Linked DNA regions of Homo sapiens: region 1 is linked to region 2. Evidence: chromatin contacts called from ENCODE Hi-C or POLR2A ChIA-PET data. All regions are on one chromosome and are shown on one strand. The core of a region is the stretch at or near the end of the contact, and the rest is flanking DNA. Distances in the headings are between cores, read along the strand shown. Region 1 has its middle 63 kb from the start of SNX9. Region 2 overlaps NOX3 (NADPH oxidase 3).

Region 1 (5,633 bases), core at 2,327-4,826, 2.3 Mb after region 2:
GGGGCCTTATCCACGGCACTCTGTTACCGGGGACACGCTCATTCACTCAACAAACCTTCACGGACTGCCCATCAGTTCTTGTGCCAGGTATACAGAAGGGAAGGACACGGTCCTGTCCTCCAAGAGCTCATCCTCCAAAAGAGCATGGATACTAATAAACAGTCACAGTTTGGTATGACATGGCCATGACAGAGAAGAGTCACCCAACGCAAACTGGGAGGGCCAGTGAACATTTCCAGGAGGAAGTGACAGAAGTTGCCCTGCTGATGACCTCAGTGGCACCATTCATTTTATCACTATGTACCAGAAAATTGTCATAATCTACAGTGACCTCAGATGTGCACAGGGCACCCTCCACCTCTTTGCAATGCCCCTTGCACAGCCATACTGGGAAGCTTGCAGCTGAACCAAGCTTTGAAGGATGACTAGGAGCAGGCAATCAAAGAAAGGAATAGGGGCTAGGGCTGGCGTCGGGTGGAGGGATTCTGGGTGAAGGGGTTGGCACCAGCATAGGGGGTAGGCCTGAGAAATGTCCCCACAGCTGGAGCGTAGGTCTCAGGAGGAATGGTAACAAGAAGACTAAGAAGCAGATGGGGAGGCCAGGAGTTTGAGGAGCTTGGGCAACATAGCAGGACCTCGTCTCCACAAAAAGAAATTAAAAATTAGCCGGCCATGGTGGTGCATGCCTGTAGTCCCACTTACTCAGGAGGCTGAGGCAGGAGGATCACTTGAGCCCAGGAGTTCAAAGTTACAGTGAGGTGTGATCTCACTGCTGCACTCCAGCCTCCAAGGTCTTCAGAGCAAGACCCTATCAAAAAAGAAAAGAAAAGAAAGAAGAAAGGAAGGAAGGAAAGAAGGAAAGAGAAAGAGAGAAAGAAAGAAAGAAAAAAGAGAGGAAGGAAGGAAAAAGAAAAGAAAGAAAAAAGAAGCAGATGAGGCCAGGTCACCTAAAAGGCCTTTTCTACCATGCCAAGGAGGCTAGATGTTACATGGAATGCTATGAGGGTCTTTGGGAGAATATTATACAGGGAAATGGCAATATCATAAATGTGATTTCAGAAATATCATTACTCTAGCAGCATGGAGAATGGATTCGAGAGCGGCAAGTCTGGGGATAGGAGAGCAGTGAGGAGCTTCCCGATGATCCCAGAGCAAAATGACAAGGGCCTGGGGAAAAGACACTCTTGGTGGGGGCAGAGGAAGGGGAGGCTTCCGGAGTTGGGCAGGAAGAAGAACAGATCAAATCTACCAACTAAACAATGGTAAGTGGGAGAGGTCAGGGGTAAGGATGACTGAAGGCTCTGGCTGGGGTCACTGGGCACATGGTGACACCATGTCCCCTGGATAAGCCCCATGAGGGTGGGACTGTGGCTGAGTCACAGCTGTATGGTCAGCACGTGTAGTGACTAGCAGGTAATGGGTGTCTGAGAAGTATTTATGGGGTGAACGCTAGCATGGATGCCTGCGTGAGCAAGACAGGTAGGGATGATGGAACCTGTTGAGTAGGAGACGCCTGAGAGATGGTCACAGGAAGCTGTGCAGCAGGAAGTTGCACAGATGAGACCTGAGTTCAACAGGGAGACCTGAACTGAAGGCAGGGATCTGGGAAGCAGCGGCATTCACGTTCCCAGTGAGGACAGTGGAAGAAGACCTCAGGTCCTGAAAAACACCAACAGCTGAAGGGCCAGCAGAGGAACCTGTGCCCTCAGAGAAGGTTTAAAATCATAGCAAGGAACAATGATGGTGTTGAGAGTTTCAAAAGACAGGAGTCTCTGGGAGGCCAAGTAGAATAAGGAGTGAAATTTACCTATTGAATTTGGCAACCTGGACGTCAGAAGTCACACGGCCCTGGCTGGTAGGAATTCTGAGTCATGCAGGCTGCGGGCAGGGGACCATGACATCTAGCTGAAGCCATGCAAAGATGGGGCCTGAGAGCCAAACCAGGCTGTGACATGCTAGAGCTGGCCCTGATGGGCCCAGGAGCACTCATGGTTAAATTTTCAGGAAATTTGCAAGCTGGTTGTTAAACACAGCCATTATTAAAAATTAAATGGGTCAGGCGCAGTGGTTTATGCCTGTAATCCCAACACTTTGGGAGGCTGAGGCTGGTGGATCACTTGAGGTCAGGAGTTTGAGGTCAGCATGGCCAATATGGTGAAACCCTGTCTCTAGTAAAAATACAAAAATTAGCTGGGCATGGTGGCGGGCGCCTGTAGTCCCAGCTACTCAAGAGGCTGAGGTGTGAGCTTTGAGTCCAGGTGGTTGAGGCTGAAGTGAGCCATGATCATGCCACTGCACTCTAGCCTGGGCAACAGAGGGAGACCCTGTCTCCAAATAAATATAGAAATAAATAAGAAAAATAAATAAAAGTTTAATGATATAAACTTACAAATTGAATAGATTATACTAAAAACAAAAGTAATAAACACTTAAAGCTCATCACTTCCTAGTGATCTACACTTTACTATTACCTATGCCATCAAAGTTTGTTTTTTTTGTTTGTTTGTTTGTTTTTTGTTTTCTTTTTTAGATGGAGTCTTGCTGTGTTTCCCAGCTGGAGTACAGTGGTGTGAACTTGGCTCACTGCAACTTCCACCTCCCAGGTTCAAGCAATTCCCCTGCCTCAGCCTCCCGAGTAGCTGGGACTACAGGCGTGCACCACCACACTGGCTAATTTTTTTTATCTTTTTTTCAGTAGAGATGGGGTTTCACCATGTTGGCCAGGATGGTCTCAATCTCCTGACCTCGTGATCTGCCCACCTTGGCCTCCCAAAATGCTGGGATTACAGGCGTGAGCCACCACGCCCGGGCCATCAAGGTTATTTACATCTGCGTGTCTGAGTGGAGGAAGCATTATATAACCCTGTTCTGCTGCACATCTCTTTCCACCTCTGCGTTCAGTGACTTCTTACTGACAGCTGGAAATTGGCCATGGGGGCAGTATTTACACCACAGAAATTGGCAAATGTACATTTCAGGACTCTTCTTCCAGAGAGCCTGTTGTGCACATTTACTAGCACACCATTAAAACCAGGCCACAGGGTGTCACCATCCACATTTCTCCCCCAGAGAGTGTCCAAAGGTTCAAATCGCAAAGTAGGGAGCTCAAGTCTGAGCCAGAGTGGCCTCTATCTCAATCAGTCTGGTGAGGCTGGTATAGCAGAGCTGGGGTGACAGCCAAGCGTTTAGACAAGGACAGTTCTTAGCCTCAGGAGATGCCAGTGTCACAGCTTCAGATAGCTCTCTGTCCAGGTGCAGGTGCAGGACCAGCCAGTGAGGGTACAGAGGATATGGGGACTGGGAGGAAGTAGTTTCCGGTTGCCTGACCTGACATTCAGGGCTGGATTTGAGGCCCAGAAGAAATCTAGGATCAGGGCAGACGCCAGCTGGTGGCCTGGTCACCTACACTGGCCTGGGTGGGGACAGGGAGTTGCACAGACTGACTCCCTTCCTACTCCCTCATGGAGAAGGGTCTTCAACACCTTTGCAGGTCCTTCCCATTGCCCCAGGCCTGGCTGATGCAAGCAGGTAGGGAGCGAGAGGGCAGGCTGGGGAAGGCAGTGTCTGGCAACACAGCCGGGGGAAAAGAGATTTATTTTACAACAACAACAAGAAGACTAATAAAAATAATTTTGAAAAAATCTGATGGATAACATGAATCACCCTCGTATGAATCACTAGTTACACTTGGTGGTGTACCAAGGAGAAGGAGAGAGCTGTGGGAGTCAGGGTGCATTGTCTGCAGAGAATTTAAAAATAGGAAGAAAAACACTGCAGTGGTCTGCTTTCTATTATCGCCATGTGTGGCGATTGTAAACAATGGCAGACCCACCCCCACACCACTGGTTACACCCCAGACATGCATTTTTGCCTGTGTTCTAGGTAATCAGTTGATTGTATTAGAACAGCTGACACATTCTTCTTTAGTTCCTTTTTGTGGCATTAGTTTCATAGAATCACTTATTTTGGGGGAATTGGAGGCATGTCTTGTTTTTCCATTCAGACAACAACATGTATCAAGCGGTCTATGATGTGCTGTCTGTCAGTTGCACTTGGAGTTCAAGAGCATTCTTAAAGACGCAATTTGTGTTTTGGAAAAATGGGTAGAGAGCCTTGTTTTGTGTGTGCGGTCAAATAAGTCAGAAGTTGGTTATGAGTCACCACTCTCCTGCTAGTCTAGCATTGTACCCTGCACAGCAAAAAGGGGTTGTAAGCATTAAAAGGGGGCTTTTGAAAAAGCACAGGATATGGAAAGGCGGCCTAGAAGCAAGTTCTGGTGCACGTGAACCGTGTGACCTCAGAAGCCGCATCCCACTGAGCTGTTCTGAGCCTCGGTTTCTCCATTGGTAGAATGGGGCTAATAGTACCTGACCAGCTGTTCCCAGGCTACCGCCAAGGGCCCGTGGAAGCAGGTGCAGGAAGGGATGACGCACACGTGAGCTCTTAAGACAGCTTCAGTTCCTCAGGATTCAAGAAGGGGGAAGGAGAGCCCAGGGCCAGCACATCTGGGGAGGTTCAATATAGATTTAGGTCTGGAATTTCCATTTTCACTGCAGATATGTTGTGCTGAGAAAAGTTCGAGGGCATCAGAATGAAAATTGGAACTTGAGAAACTGGATGAACGTCGCAGCAGGAAGGGAGCCGGGCTGGAGCTCTCTGGAGTGGGGCGCACCGCAGGGAGCACGGCCAGAAGATGGGAGAGGTCACAGGTGGGGCCGTGCCTCTCACAAGCTCAGGGTGCCCTGTGGGGCCGGGAGGGGCAGAGTACAAGCTCAGGGTGCCCTGTGGGGCCGGGAGGGGCAGAGTAGGTCTAGAAGCCGCTCTGGGGGCAGTGCCCCCACCATCACCTGCCAACTGGCAGATCTGATTGTAGCCAGAAGCCTCTTCTCTTTTCACTGGGTTCGTTGCAGTTTTCAAGCGTGCAGTTCCTTCTATGAAGGAAGGTGGTAGAAAGCCTATGAATCCCACCAAAGCTTCCAAAGCAGATGGCCCTGTGGCCTATTTCTGGTTCATTGCTGTAGGGGAGGAAAGATAATTTTTTCTTCGGCTCTCATAAATTCTTAGTTGGAATGTACCCCTGTAACAAAAGACAGGTTAACAGGAGAAAAACAAAAAGAAGTTTAGTATCATGTATATTTAATATGCACATGGAACAAACAGAAGTTTAGTATCATGTGTATTTAATATGCACATGGAAGATACCAGGGAGAGATGCCTTTGAATTCCAGCTTAGACAGTATCTTCAACAAAGAACAGCTAATATTTAGAGAAGTGACAAGGAAAAGGAAAAGGAAAAGGACTCTGAAGAGTGTCCCGGAGCCCGCTGTGGCTAGGGAGGATGCAGTGGGGGTTGGGGGAAGTATTTTTTAAAATATTTTAAAAATAAAAGCAGAAAAGGATTTCGAGTCTCTAGGGGGCAGCAACTTGGGGAGAAGCAAACAACTGGCAGAGGAAGGCTGCTCGGTGAGGCTTGCCCATGTGGGTTCCTCCAGTACCATCTCCAGGCTGACAGGGTTTGAAATTGTCTTCCGTGGTTAACCTTTGTTCTCCCTGGTGGAAGGGGGACAGGACACCTTTTGTCTTTGTGCCCCGCTTTAGGCAAATAGAGCGAGGGCAGAGAGCTCTCCTGCATC
Region 2 (5,709 bases), core at 244-2,743:
TAATAGCAGAATGATTCCATAAATTGTGGCCTATCCACACTATGGAATACTCTAAAGACACCAAACAAAATGAAATAGATCATCAGGTATTGACACTGACGGTGCCCGAAGTTATGCTTTAATGAAAAACAAAACAAATTACACTTCCTCTGCCTTCTACACACACACACCCCTATTTATGCATGAATGTGTATAGGTATATGCATATAAATGCATGGAAAAGGAATGGAATGAGACATATTCAACTGTTTAATGGTGAGTTTCTTAGGGAGCAAAGTTGGGGAGGTGTTTAGTTTGGGGAGGGAGGTGAAGGGAGATTTTAAAATGTTTGTGTATTTCATTGGACTCTTTTGCAAGAAGACTGTAGTCACGCAATCTGTGGTTAATAAACCAAGATATTAAACATATTAATACTGGTCACTTCCGCACAGAGCAATGGTGAGGGCTGATGGGGTACTGAGGCCTTTTGAGGCCCTCCGAGGAAAGACAAGAAGCATACATTTCTTTAGGAGAAGCATGAATGGCCCCTCCTAAAGAGGCCAACTGATGGCAGGAATCTTGGTGATTAGTAGAGATGATCAGTTCCAGGAGTAGTCAGAGCTCCAGTGTGAGGGAAAGTGAAAGTAAATAATTTCTCAAAGTAAACAGATTAAATTAAATGCATTTTTCATTCACTAGAAAAGAGAGCAGGCCCTCCTTTGTTTTATTAATATATTTTAGTAGAGTATGGATTTTTTGTCTTTTTTGGCCTCTTTCCCTTGTTCCCACTGGCCCGTGCTGTCTTTTTATTTGAATTATCTGTTTATTATATTAGGTTAAGAACCCAAAGGCCATTTTGCATGGGACACACTATAAATACCCATTATCATGGTTATATATTATGGAGCTGATGAAGGAAGACAATTTATGAAGAAATGAGATTATCTCAGTTCTTGTATAATCTGTTGTATCGTAGTCTGAAGACTACATATGCAGTTAAGAAAACGAACCGCATCTTGCAGTTGGCAGTTGTCTCAGTCCTGACTGCACAGCTGTGATATTAGGGAGAACTAAAATGTGTAAGCCAATCTATTTATGTCAGCAATCCTCCCCCTCCCTCCCCATTCATACACACCTATTTCATTCATCATTTTGACAGTTTGCACAAGCAAACCGTCCTAATTTTTTTTCAAGAGCTCTTTTCACAAATTGAGTGTGATGTAGAATTAATCATACCCGTTAGGCAGGAGGTGGAGGACTTTATTGCTAGAGGGCATTTTTCACCCCCAGCATTCAGCTTCCTCCATATTGCATCACAGAGAATTCTCAACCACCCTCAGCCTTCCCTCATCCCACAGGGGCACAGCGTTCTCAGCTGCCTTCAACTCAGTGAAGTTTGGCTCTTACTTCTGCGTTGAAAATATTTCTTTCATGTATTACAACTTTTTTCCATTTTCATCACAGCAAGCCATCATTATACTTCTTGTTATTTGGCCTTCTTGGGAAATCCCCTCCTGCCCATTCTTCCCCCTCCCCTTCCACTCCCCGCCCCCTCCCAGATCTTTCAAAACAAAAGTACTTAGAAACAAAGATATTTTAAGACATCAGCTTCAAATGGAAAGTACTACTTATGACGCTTCCCACTGAGGAAGTGGCAGGCGCCTTATTGGTTGTGCTCCTGCATTTTACTTAGAAGTTTTCTAGAATAATGCAACAGAGGAGAAGGGTAAAGAAGTTCTAGTTTGCAACGGTGACAATTGAGAAAACTTTGGTGCACATTTTTTCCTATAGACTTGCAACTTGAGTTTTGTGTGTAAAAATGTATGCCTTATGCCAACCAGTGTTTTTACACATGGAGGAAAAAAAAATCCCACCTAATCGCAGTTAACCATTTAAGCTTAAAATTCTGGCTCTCAACGCCTATGCGAGTTGTCCTTTCCTTCCTTATTACAAAAGAGGACAATCTGAAAACTATAGTCCAGACTTAAAATTGTGAAGACACCGTTAGATAAATATGTACTGCTTTGCTCTGTGGCACTTCAAAAATTATATAGACTCTGACAGTTTAGTGGAAGGAGTAGTCTTTATATCTCAAAAGCATGTAGGTAGCCCTGACAAATATTAGTTACATAAGCCTAATAGTAGCTATACTCAAACCAACACAAAGTTGCTTTAAAAGAGAGAAACTTCCTAAACCTGTTCTCATGCCTGCAGACGCTTAAGGAATTGGATCTGAACTGTAATTTTCAGCCCAAACTTTCAATAGCATGAAAACCTCACTTCTTCCATGAAAGAACTTTGAAGCAGAAATCAGAAACACATGCTCAGGTCCTGACTCAGTGGTGAACAAGCTGGGTGACTTTGGACAAATCATCTCCGCTCGAGGTGCAGATACTGACTTTCATGGTCCTATGCAAAGCTAGGAGATTAGGACCTTTAAGTTATTTTATGATTCCACACTTTAGCTTCCTTTCTCCCATATGACATTATTTCTGCCCTTATTTTCACCTGAGTCGTGTCCAAATAGTCCCTCACATTTTTATAAGCGATGAAAACATTGCTTTTATATTTTTTACTCTACTGTTTCTGTTTCTTGGAATAGAGATCAATGTCCCTATTTTATGGTTTTGTGGTGACTGCAGTGCTGAAAGCCTTGAGAAACGCCACAAGCAGAGCCCAGGAATGACAATGGAATGCTGAGAAAGGAGGCAAAATTAAGATTTTGTAGGCTCCTGTATGAATTTTAAAATTTTTGGGGGTTCTTATAAGATTTTTCCTCTATATTCCTAGTAAAATAATTGGAATTTAGTAAAAATCATTGAAGAATTTTTTTGGTTACATAAACAAAACCTTAATACCCTTAAATTTTAAAGAAAATTGTGTACAGAAGCCATTGTTTATTCTTTTTGGACATGTAGACATTTATTCACTCATTGATTTATTCAATATTTTTACTATATATATAGTTATCACATGTTGTATGTGTATATATATATATGTATGAAGATATCCAGAGAAGCTATGTTCAAGGAACTCACAGTCTGTTAGAGAAAATAAGATTATTTCACGAATCTTAATACAGGAAAGATATGTGACATAACAGTAGGGCAGCAAAGGAGTGGTGGAGGTTAAGAGAAGGGGGAGGTGATTGTGAGTCGGGTGTAATGACAATGAGACTTTGCATGTCTCTGAGCAGGACTTGAAATATTAGTTGGATTAGTGAGTGAATGAAAATGAGACACGCTATCCACCACCATCTTCCTGTGAAGCATGAAGTGACTTTTAGTGTCGTGGAAACCATGAAGCAGTGAGCCACCTCTCTGAGTGGGATTTACTTGGTAGGCAGCAAGAGGGAAGGAAGAACTTAGGGTGGCTGAAAAATCATCACGAACCAAAACAAAGCATTGCTGTGAGGTCCAAATATCCCAGTCACTGTTTTGCTTGCTTTGTTAAATATATTATGGCGTAGAGGAAAGAAGATGAGCTTTGGTGCCAGAAGGATCTAGATTCAAACTCTAGTTCTAGTATTATTTAGCTCTCTGTGTGTCAGGGTCCTCATCAGTATTGAGAATATTACCTATCTGAATGAGCTATTATGAGCATTTAGTAAAATGACTGTCATTTCTATTAGCTTTGTGATCAGGCCTTAGTTTTCTCATCTGTAAAATGGGAATAAAAATGATAAGTATGACGAAAAGATGGCATGAGATAGTGCATGTAAAATGCCCAGTTTCCTTCCTGTTAGGTAGTCAGTGCTTGATAAATCTAGGCCATTAGTAATAGCAGTACTGGTAACCTATTTATACCTTTGGTAGATACAATCAGCATTTAGATAATCATCTATATTTCTGTATACACATTTCTATGGTAATATTTCCATATTATTTGTCTTATTTAGCATTAAAACTCCCTGTTGGATATGGATTCTTATTTCTCCGTTATGTGGATCAGGAAACTCAGCTCAGAGAGGTGAACTGCAGGCAGTATTTCAGTCAGGGTGGAATCAGGCATGTTCTTTGATGACAGCAAAATTCAGGTGCCGATTCTATGAGCAGGAATCCCACCGTCTTCCTAAAATATTGCTCCAGGGTTGCAGGAGGAGCTGGGGGTCACGTCTACCATGTGTTGGTTTTGTCATGGAAAGAGCCAGATGAACCTAAGTTTGAATCCTGATTCTGCCTTTGATTACCCATGTCTTTTCAGGAAAATCAATTTAATCTCTCCAAGCTTCAGGTTCCTTACCTGGAAAACAGGCCTTGTGTTACTTACTTTATAAGGTTGTTGGGGAGATTAAAAAATTCAAATGAGAAAATGTATGTCAAGGACCTGTCACTTGGAAACTCATGAAATAGTTAACTGCTGTTTCTTAGTTGGCAGAGACCCGAGTTTAGAGATCTTCTAGCCCTCATTGCCTGGGATGCTTCACAGAATACGAATTCTTGATAGGTGTTAGGTGAGGAAAGGTTCTGTAGCTAAATAAGCTTGGGAAAGATAGATGAAACAAAACTGAATGAGGATCTTTTCTGCGGAACTTTTTTTAGAGACAGAGTCTCGCTCTGTTGCCCAGGCTGGAGTGCAGTGGTGCGATCACGGCTCACTGCTTTGAACTCCCTAATATTTAATTTTCTTGCAGAGATGATGTCTCTCTATGCGGCCCGGGCTGGTCTAGCGTCAAACTCCTGGCCTCAAGTGATCCTCCCACTTCAATCTCCCAAAGTGCTGGGGTTACAGGCATGAGCTACTGCGCCCCACCCCCGCAGAACTTATTTAATGGCTAGTGGATGATGTCTTCTAGAGTGGGATGTTGCAGGAGCGTTGCTTAAGTTCCTTTGACTACGGAATTCTCTCTAGTGGATCATGTCAGGTGACAGATGTCCCATGGTTTACACATTGAGACCTGGTGGTTAAGTCAAGCGTCTCCCTTTGATAGATGAGGACACTGTGGACAAAGGGTTAAGCAGAGAAGATATGCAGGACGGCCCAGCACCAAGCTCGTCTGCCATCCTCACTCCTCCTGCATTCATACGGCTTTGGGTTATCAGGGCTCTTTGCCTACCATTGCTCTAGTGCCTGCTGCTGGTCCTAAGAGGGTCCAAGTATCGGATGGAGTGTCTAGATACGACAAAGGACGGAAAGAAATTCTAGAGGCATCTAGTTGTAAAACATACAGGAAATGACAAAAGGGAGATTCAGAGCGGGATGGCCACCCCACAGCAAGCCGGCCAATAAATCCCAATTGTGGCTTCTTGTTAGGACTGAGTCCACGAGAGGAGGACATCGAATTGTACACTTGCAACCACAGTCTGAAGCTAAAGAGACTAAGGAGAGGTTGCCTCTTAATATTGCGAACTGCCACCCAGTCACATAGCCATTTGCAGCCTGTCCATATTTTACTGAGATGAGCAATTACATGTCCTGTAATGGCAATGAAGCAATAAAATTTATGTCTTGTCATCTTTAACAAGATTAGACATAACCCTACTCATAAATGTAATACTGAGTGGAGATTTTTAAGAACATAAGTATAGTTAAGGATCCTTGAGTTTATCCCTCATAGTTAATTAAAATCCTCCCCAAGAATCGGCAGATGATAGATATAAGGACATTGAACCTTTTAATCCATGGAAGGGTGAACTAATGATTTTTCCGTACCTTGCTCAGCTTCAGTGGGGTCTGTGCCTCACTGCATTTGTACCATATAGATTTCAGAAGAGCAGCGAAGGGAGTGAC

Evidence for each region. Hi-C counts contacts between places; a loop is a spot of excess contacts on that map. ChIA-PET counts read pairs that join two places held with the same protein, here RNA polymerase II (POLR2A). Pooled maps may share reads with other maps.
Region 1: a loop to region 2 is called in a map of naive thymus-derived CD4-positive, alpha-beta T cell, with 12 times the contacts of the local background. The contact joins two enhancer-like sites. A Hi-C loop is called at or near these places in 1 of 168 maps with a recorded cell type or tissue (naive thymus-derived CD4-positive, alpha-beta T cell) and 7 of 50 pooled maps. POLR2A ChIA-PET finds 5 or more read pairs at or near these places in 1 of 52 experiments (activated CD4-positive, alpha-beta T cell).

The regions. Positions count from the first base shown.
Region 1 is chr6:157,757,360-157,762,992 of GRCh38, forward strand. No RefSeq gene overlaps it. Among named protein-coding and RNA genes, the nearest start is that of SNX9, 63 kb to the right of the region's middle. RefSeq lists enhancers at 5,032-5,633, 5,461-5,633. Within about 2 kb of position 3,577, at least 10 of the 41 ENCODE cell types and tissues checked have a DNase peak (open chromatin) inside an H3K27ac peak, as active enhancers do.
Region 2 is chr6:155,417,063-155,422,771 of GRCh38, forward strand. It overlaps NOX3 (NADPH oxidase 3), which reads right to left. Exons shown (of 14, transcript NM_015718.3): 10 at 5,632-5,709. Among named protein-coding and RNA genes, the nearest start is that of NOX3, 36 kb to the right of the region's middle. RefSeq lists enhancers at 1,240-1,389, 1,490-1,549. Within about 2 kb of position 1,494, at least 9 of the 41 ENCODE cell types and tissues checked have a DNase peak (open chromatin) inside an H3K27ac peak, as active enhancers do.